2 separate regions of the Homo sapiens genome follow, and region 1 is linked to region 2. A link is a loop called in an ENCODE intact Hi-C map of the cell type or tissue named here. Cell type or tissue: Calu3. All regions are shown on one strand. Each heading gives the region's core, and the rest is flanking DNA. Links, peaks and the distances in the headings are about the cores only.

Evidence for each region. Hi-C counts contacts between places; a loop is a spot of excess contacts. Peaks named below come from ENCODE experiments on the same cell type or tissue, not always from the same donor. Only the 100,000 strongest peaks of a DNase experiment are listed, where the experiment ranks them.
Region 1: a loop joins it to region 2, with 4 times the contacts of the local background. A loop is called at or near these places in 1 of 110 quality-filtered maps.

What each region holds. Positions count from the first base shown.
Region 1 is chr5:168,111,785-168,116,180 of GRCh38, reverse strand. The region is part of intron 11 of TENM2 (teneurin transmembrane protein 2); the gene reads right to left. Among named protein-coding and RNA genes, the nearest start is that of MIR12125, 52 kb to the left of the region's middle. In Calu3, for the core only: a CTCF peak has its summit at 1,593 (motif pointing left); a DNase peak (open chromatin) is centred at 1,560.
Region 2 is chr5:168,162,093-168,166,488 of GRCh38, reverse strand. It overlaps TENM2 (teneurin transmembrane protein 2), which reads right to left. Exons shown (of 31, transcript NM_001395460.1): 15 at 3,732-3,878. MIR12125 (microRNA 12125) reads right to left here and starts at 644; the gene lies at 560-644. In Calu3, for the core only: no CTCF peak of the experiment used is centred there; DNase peaks (open chromatin) are centred at 1,038 and 2,318.

The DNA of each region.
Region 1 (4,396 bases), core at 66-4,065, 50 kb after region 2:
ACAGAGGAGTTTGTACAGAGTTGCTACAGAGGCTGATTGTCTAACAGAGGGTAGAAAAAGAGCTTTGAACCCAGGGTGCCCAATTAAGAATTAGGGAACATGCAAATATGAAGTAGCACAAGAAACTCTGAACTTTCTTAAAGTTTTGAGAGGGATTTAAGACAGAGTTAAGTTTGTTCCATGCCAGTTCCTCCTGAGACTCATGCTAAGCTCTAGGTCTGGGATGGCAGGCGTGTGCACATGATCTATAGTACTACCTTCCCACACCTCTACAGACATCACTAATTGATCACGGCATCTTGTTCCCCTGAGCCCAGATAGAGCCTCGAAACCGTCAATGCAGTGTGCAGGCTGAGACCGGCAAGCAGGCAGAGTTGGTATTCCAGAGAAAACCTACTTGTCATTTCTGATCTAGGTAACAGTGAAGGTATTTCCTGGTGGGAAGACTAGAATCAACATCACTTCTCAGCCCCCTTCCAGCCCTGCACTGAAATAAAAAACAGCGAGAAGTATGGTTGCACAACGTGTATTTAAATGAGCTTCCAAGGGCTGTTTCTGACTCTCTGACCTAAGGGTTATAGATTGGATGGGCTGTCACGGATGGCAGAGAAAGTTACATCAAATCACCAACACTGGTCTCCTATTACATCCTCCTTCCTCCCAAAAGGTGGAGGATGGTAGAAAGTAAGGTGCAAAATTTTTGTCTTTTTTAATCAATAAAAAATATAGATAAAATTTTTTTCTTTTTTTTTCTTTCCTTCCTTTCCTTTCCCTTCCTTCCTTCCTTCCTTCCTTCCTTCCTTCCTTCCTTCCTTCCTTCCCTTCCTTCCCTCCTTTCCTTCCTTCCCTTCCTTCCCTTCCTTCCCTTCCTTCCTTCTTTCTTTTTTTGAGACAGAGCCTTGCTCTGTCACTCAGGCTGGAGTGCAGTGGCATGATCTTGGCTCACTGCAACCTCTGCCTCCCGGGTTCAAGCGATTCTCCTGCCTCAGCCTCCTGAGTAGCGGGACTACAGGTGCCTGCTACCATGCCCGGCTAATTTTTGTATTTTTAGTAGAGATGGGATTTCACCATGTTGGCTAGGCTGGTCTCGAACTCCTGACCTCAGGTGATCCACCCGCCTTGGCCTCCCAAAGTGCTGGGATTACAGGTGTGAGCCACCGTGCCTGACCGAATTATTTTCTTTATTCATAGTGACACTGTTCCTCTTCTGCATAAACTTCAAGTAGAAAAAAACAGGATTGTCTAGAAGGTAAGAATGGGTTTTATTTAAAACCAGGTGCTTGGGAAATCAAATTTAAAATTTGACCTACTTAAATTACTCAGTGAAAAATATAAAAAATAGGTCACAGAGTTCTCCACCTTCCAAACGCAGCCTTCCTTCAGGGTTTGCCGCGTGCTCACTGGGAGTGTGGTAAAAAATGCAAAAACACTGTGATGTTCACTGGAAAGCAGGACACTCAATGGGCTTTGCTTATGCCATACAAAGAAGTGGAAGGCGGCTCATCACAGGAGCGAGACTTTATAGTAATCCAGTTGCCATGGGGCAGAGTGCAGAAACACCAGATGAGCTCCCTCCAGTGGTGGCTGGGGTGTCCTGCATTGGAGAGCACCTTCCCTCTGGGGCAACTGATTCATTCTCAGACATAACTCAACCCAGAGCATCCCAGTATCTGAGGTCAGGCTGATGTTTTGTTCAAGAGGCTGGATGTGAAATGGGGAACCTCCTGTATTAATAAGTCTTATATTTTTACTATCATGCAAGCTGCATTATTTTTTATGACAGGTTATAGAAAAATGACACTGACTGCCTACTCTGTGCCAAGAAGTATTACGGAGCAGAAGTGGAAGTAGCAAGGGTTTTGATGCCAGAAAGACCTGGATTCGAAACCAAACCTGTACCTTACCAGCTGTGGATTTTGGCAAGATTACTGCACCTCTCAAAGACCCAATTTCCCCTTCAAAAAATGGCCTTTCAGCATTGATGGAAGGGTTCAGTGAGGTAACATGTATGGCTCACAGGAGTGGCTGACACTTGGTAGGCAAATTAAGAGATGCTCCCTTACAAAATTTCAAACTGAATCTCTAATCTGACTTCAAGGGCTAATAAAATAAAGAAATGCCATAGGTCTCAAACACGCACACACAAACACTAGCAATCACCAGACGTATGTCAAATCATACTAATGGAAAGATTTCATTTTTTCTTCTTCCAGTCTTTTCTGGTGTGGGAGGGAGTTGGTTGTGATTGGTCAGGTATGAAAGTGGAGCGTTTTCTGTCTCCGCATGTCTCTCTTCTTCCTAAGGCTTACGGGAGCAGAACATTGTGCATTCAAGCTTCTATGTAAAATTAATTAAAATGTTTGTACAAATTGACTATTCCTGTTTTACTAAATCTAGTAAATGGAAGCTCTAAGACTCCCACAGAAGAAAAATAAATTACCACAACCACTAATAACTGACAAGTTAACAGGCTGATGACAAAAAAATGACAGAATTTAGATTCACCTAAATGGTATAAAGCTCATTTTAATGATCCAGCTGAAGCTCCCCCGCCCTCCCAGCCCCCACAAAGTTCTCTGTAAGGGATGAGATGAATTATCAGTGTTATTTACTCAGTGGGAAGTAACAGGATAAGCCACCTGTCCACTTGGAGCTTGCAGTAAAGAGAATACGTGGAGAAAAGTTAAGGATATTGGAGAGGCTCAGTCATAAAAGCAGAGGGAAAATGCCTACATCTGCACAAATAATTTGTGGGCTGGACTAGATGTGTAGAGGGAATTTCAAATAATGTATTTAAAAAATTATTTGAAGTCTGTTTTATACTTATTTCATTTTATTACTATTATTATTATTATTATTTGGAGACATGGTCTTGCTCTGTCACCCAGGCTGGAGTGCAGTGGCAGGATCACCATTCACTGCAGACTCTACCTCCCTGACTCAAGCAATTCTCCTGCCTCAGCCTCCAGAGCATCTGGGACCACAGGTGTGCACCACCATGCCCAGCTAATTTAAAAAAAAAATTCGGTAGAGACGGGGTCTCTTTATGTTGCCCTGTCTGGACTCGAAGTCCTCAACTCAGGTGATCCTCCTGCCTCAGCCTCCCAAAGTGCTGGGATTATAGGCATGAGCCACTACACCCAGCTGAAGTCTGTTTGAAAATTTCTTTGGAAAAGAGAGGTGAAAATACTTGAAGCTAGTACTCCAGGCAAATCGTCAAAATAGCACTAATAGTTGGTTGCCTTATATCCCAGTTAGTCAGCAATAGTGATGAGTAACTCACATGGGTTAGTAGCTTGGTTAGGTGGTAGAGGATAAGTGATGGAGAAAAGAAGATGCATTGATCCTCCTGAAGCAATTGAGGATGTAATATTTAGGTCATGGAGGCCAGGCAAACAAAGCTCGGTGACCCCTCAAACCAAAACTCAAAAGGCAACCCCACTGGCTTTTGAGGTTGTGGACTTAGCTTGGTGCTGAGCAAACCAGTGTCAGAAAGGTGAGTTTCCCTTCTAGCAAGATCCCTGCAATTGGCAATCCATCTGGTAGAAAAGTAATAAAGTTTGACCCCCCCCCCGCCCACTGCACACTGTATTCAAAAATAAATTCCATACTATGCAGCAATAAAAAGGAATGGGATCATGTCCTTTGCAGGGACATGGATGGAGCTGGAGGCCATTATCCTTAGCAAACTAACGAACAGAAAACCAAATATTGTATATTCTCATAAGTAGGAGCTAAATGATGAGAACACATGGACACATACAGGGAAAAAACACATACTGGGACCTTCTGGAGGGTAGAGGGTGGGAGGAGAGAGAGGATCAGGAAAAATAACTAGTGGGCGCTAGGCTTAATACCTGAGTGATGGAATAATCTGTACAACAACCCCCCATGACACAAGTTTACCTATGTAACGAACCCACACTTGCACCCCTGAACTTAAAGTTAAAAAAAATTCCATACAGATTAATGACCTAAACAGAAAAACAAAAACTACCAAAGTATTTGAAAAAATACTGGAGACTAATTTTATTTTCCTGGGAGGGAGATATGTAAGACATAAATTCTAGAAACCATGAAGGAACAGAGGATCAGATTTGATTATAAAGAATTAATATCTTCTCTGTGACAAAGGATACCCTAAGCAAAATTAAGGGACAAGCAACTCTGGGAAGAAATATTTTTTTCTCATGTTTTACAGCATAACGTTTGATATCTGAAATACGCAAAGAACTCTAGCAAATTAATAAACAGATGAATGAAAACCTAGGCAAAGCACATATCAGAAATAATATAAGTTGCCAATAAAGGTAAGACAAGATACTCAGCTTCCTTCAAAATTAAGTAAGTACAGATAAAAATGATAATGAGAAATATTTTTGGCTTATCTGATCGG
Region 2 (4,396 bases), core at 149-4,148:
GCTTAATTCTCTCATAGAGGAACCCAGGTTGAAAAAAGGCTGTTAAAGGTTTCAAATATCTCTATCTGTTATTTGTATCTATATCTATCTCAGTTTAAAATAAAAAATACATATCCCTTCAAACAGATTCTTTTTTTTAAAGTAGAGTGTTTCTAGATGGAAAAGTGATTTGTCTTTTCCAGTCCACTTTGGTAGATAGCTCTATTATTTTGCTCGTTCATGAAATTTATAACAAATGTGTTCATTGCTGCTGCTCCCCGGGTCTGCATTCATGTTCTGCCCGGGTGCCTCTCTGACCCACTGCCAGGTTTATAAACTCACATAGCCCTTCCTGATAACTCACGAAGCAGGACAGAGACGAGGGCAGAACTCCCATCCCCACCCCAACCAAACAAAAAGAGTGATATAATTAGTGTGCTGCAGGATTGAATCTGGAGTTGATGAGGAGCAACCTTAATATTTATCAATAAACAGCAAAGTGCTTAGCACACCTCCTAGGGAAGTCACTAACCATAAAAAGGATACTCTACACTGAGGAATCACCTCCAAAAAAAGAACTCAGTTAATTGTGAATTGCTTATGCCAGGTGAGAGAGAATTGGTGTCTACCCCTCTCACCTGACATAAGCAACTCTGAATTAACTGGGAGTTTCTTTTCATAAACACCATGCAGCCTTTTTTTTTTTTTTTCTTTGTGGTTAATTACTTCCTTGGGAGGTTTGCTTTAACAGTTCCCGTAACAAGGCCATTATTGTCTTTAGCATAATCACCACTGCCTCATTTGCTTTTGTGCCCTGCCTTTGGACTGCTTTGTCTCTGCCAGCCGGGGGGGGGGGGGGGGTTGGGGGGGGGATCCTGAATTGTGCCTGGTGGGCAACCCTTAGGCCCGGGGACCCTGTGAGCCTCTTTTAGCTCCATCACTTCAGGATTTTGGTTTTGGCCGGGTGGAAGCTGGGATCAGGGGTAGGGCTGGTGGGGAGGGAGGTGGGTAAGGCAGGGTATGCTGGGGAGACAGTCCCCCAGAGTTTCCTCTCTCCCCTCTGTGTGGCATTCCAGCCATTTGTTATGCTTTCAGCTGCTGACACCAGGAACGGGGAAGGGAGCCAGGAGAGCAGCTCCTTTCTGGAAGTAGAAGCTGATCTGTAAGCAACCGCTGTGCTCAATGAAATCGCCAGGGAGGCAGAAGGAAAAGCAGTGAACCTTACCAGCAAAAGTCGTGCGATTCTGACTTGAAAAAAAATGCATTATGTAGTTATGCCTTAACTTGTTAAAAAATGAATTAAAGTGACTTCTCTTTGGCTCTGTTTCAGGAAAGAGAAAATGAATGAATGGGAGCTCTGTAAACCACATCAGGTCTGTAAACTGTTTTGATTGTGTACTCCTATCAGTGTATGTACATCTGTTTATTTACAAATTACATACAGGCACAATGGCAATCATAAATTATGGAAACTGCAAAATACCCATTAAGAGGATGAGAAAAAATAAAAATAGAATATCTAATACTCTCATCCACCACCCCGATGGATTCCACCCTGCTCTGGACACCACTGAAAGGACCTGTTGGGGCCATGAAGGCAGTGGCTGACTTTGACTTGGTCATTGATATCCCTAGAATTCAATGACTGGTCCAAGGTGGCACTAAATACATTTTTGTTAAATCAAATGATTGGACTCATGGATCTTCCTACACTCTGAAACAACCTCTGCCCCCAGTGAATTCTGATCAGTTAGTAATTTTGATGGGGGTGGATAACATACCTGTACTGAAGTCTACGGAACATTCCACAGTATTCTTAGGAGATTAGGTGGCCCACATGCTAACCCAACCTCATTTAGCCCCAGAATCTTAGCACTCCATCAGGAAGGAACATGGGGAAATTCAGCTCAGAGGTTTAGAACAGGAGACAGAAAACTTCTCCTGTAAAGGGCCGGAGAGTAAATGTTTTAGGCTTTGATGGCCAAGTGGTTTTTGCTTTGACTCCACTCTGACATGGAGAGTGCAAGCAGCCCTAGGCCAAACATAAACAAATGGGCATGGCTGTATTCCAATAAATGGAGAGGTGTGGGTTAAGGGGTACAAAGTGTCAGCGATACAAGATAAATACATTCTGGAGATCTACACATAGCATAGTATCTATGGCTAACAAAGTAGTGTACACTCAAAATTTGCTAAGAGGGTAGATCTTACGTTAAAATGTTCTTACCACAAAAACTCTTAAAACCAAAAAATCACCCCAAGACAATAATCACAAAGAGAGCAGTGTGGCAGGCCAGGTCTCACCACCAGCTGAACAGGCAGGCCTCCATGACAACTGTTTTGGCACTGAATGAATGGTTAGGTTAAATATTAAAGGCGGAAAGAGCCAGCGCACTTACACAAAGGCTGGAATGTAACAAAAGCTCACCAAGAGTCTTGCCTAGGCCTTTCCTGGGCCTTGAACCTTCACAAGATAATGAAGAAATTCTCATGCTCCTCATACCAGGACCCATTTAGGATTAAACAAGTTTTACTGGGAGTCTAAAGGAACTCCCCAGACCTCCACACCTTAGCTGGAGAAAAGATAAGGGTAATCACCCCCGGCACCAGGACCCATCTAGGCTAAGCAAATTTACTGAGGCTCTGGAGGAAGGTGTCCAGGACCCAAACCTTAGTTATAGATTAGATGGAATCAATCATTTGTGTCTTCAGATGAATGCACACTTACATGTAGACACATAGCTTAGAAGGTATATACACACTGGAAAACTTTGTAATTTAGAGATGGCCTGGTGAATTATCTCTGGCCTTCTCCCTGTACCTGGGAGAGTTTATTTCTGGTTACTTTCCCAGTGTGTCTGCATCTTGTTATTGGACCTTGAAAACAAGCAGCCCAACCCTTGGTTCAGTCAATAGGAAGAAACTTTGGGAAGCGATGGACATGTTTATGGCCTTGATGGTGGTGATGGCCTCCCAAAGTGCTGGGATTACAGGTGTGAGCCACTGTGCCTGGCCATATACGCAACTTTTTATATGTCAATTATACCTCAATAAAGCTGTTTAAAAATTTATAAACATCAAAATTTGAATTTCACATAACTTTCACATTATCAAATATTGTTCTTTTTAATGATTTTTTCCACCAACCATTAAAAATGTTAAAACTATTTTTAGCTTACAGGCCAGGTTTGGTCCATGGACCATAGTTTGCCAACTACTGGTTAGAAAAGACGCTTTGGAGCCACAGCTGGGTTTGGGTCTCAATTTTACTAATGGTGGTTGGATTATCTCGAAAAAGTTACTTAATCACTCTTCAGGCCTCGGTTTCCTCATCTGTAGAGTGACATCTCAAAGGGCTGTAAGGATGAAGGCAGCAGGCATTGCTTATGACAGCTTTGTGCGTTAGGCATAGATTGTCATCCTCATTGTCACCGACTGTTATCCGCAGCCCTGAAAGTTCTGGCAGGACTGGTGACCCTGAAGGCAGCGCCAGGGCCCAGCCACCTTTATGTGGCAATGGGCACTTGGGAATTCTCAGCCAGTATCAACCCCCAGTGCCTCCAGCCGGTGTCTCCCAGAGATCCCCCCTGGCATAAGGACACCTGTTCTCTGCTGCATTTGCTTCAAAGAAAATGTTACAACAACATTTGACAATAGTGCAGGGGAGGTCTTTCCGAAGAAAAATGACTTATGACAAAAGCATGGACAACGCTCTGCTCTTAGGGGCTGGGAATGAGAAGACGCGTGCTCACCTCCCTCATTATCCTTGTTATCAGCACAGGAAGTTTCCATGGCAACGTTGCATCCGGGCCCTCTCCAGCCGGTCTGGCAGACACACTGCCAGCTGTTCTGACCCAGTGTGCATCTCCCGTTACCGTTGCACAAGTCAGGGCAGCCATCTGGTTGGAGAAATGGAGAGGATGAGAAGGAGGGACGTGAGGCCGCGCTGGGGAAGCAGGGGAGCCATGCAGAGGGGAGCAAGGCCGCAGGGCAGCCGCTGGGCCAGCCTCACAGTGGGGCCCGCGCCTGCCTTCCACAGAGTCAGGGGAGCAGGCAACGCATGCAGTAGCAAGACACAGTGGGGTCACAGATGCAGGGGATCCCCAGTGACAACTGACCTAGGTCAGAGGCAACCTTCCCAAAGCGGGGAGTTCAATGCACATCCCAGACAACTAAACCAGTGCTGAGCTGACAACCAGACTAGCTAGGCTGTGGTTTCCAGCCAATAGCTCAGGATTGATGCTACTGAAAAGAAGCTTTTCTTTCTCTCTTTTTTTAAGAAGTGCTCTTCTGTAGAAGAGAAAAAATTCCCTATCAACCCAGGATGGAGGCAAAGTGCCCGCCATCTTTCAGAGTTTTAAAGATATATTTACATAGGATTATCATGAGCTTCTCATGACTGAAAACTGGATGGTTC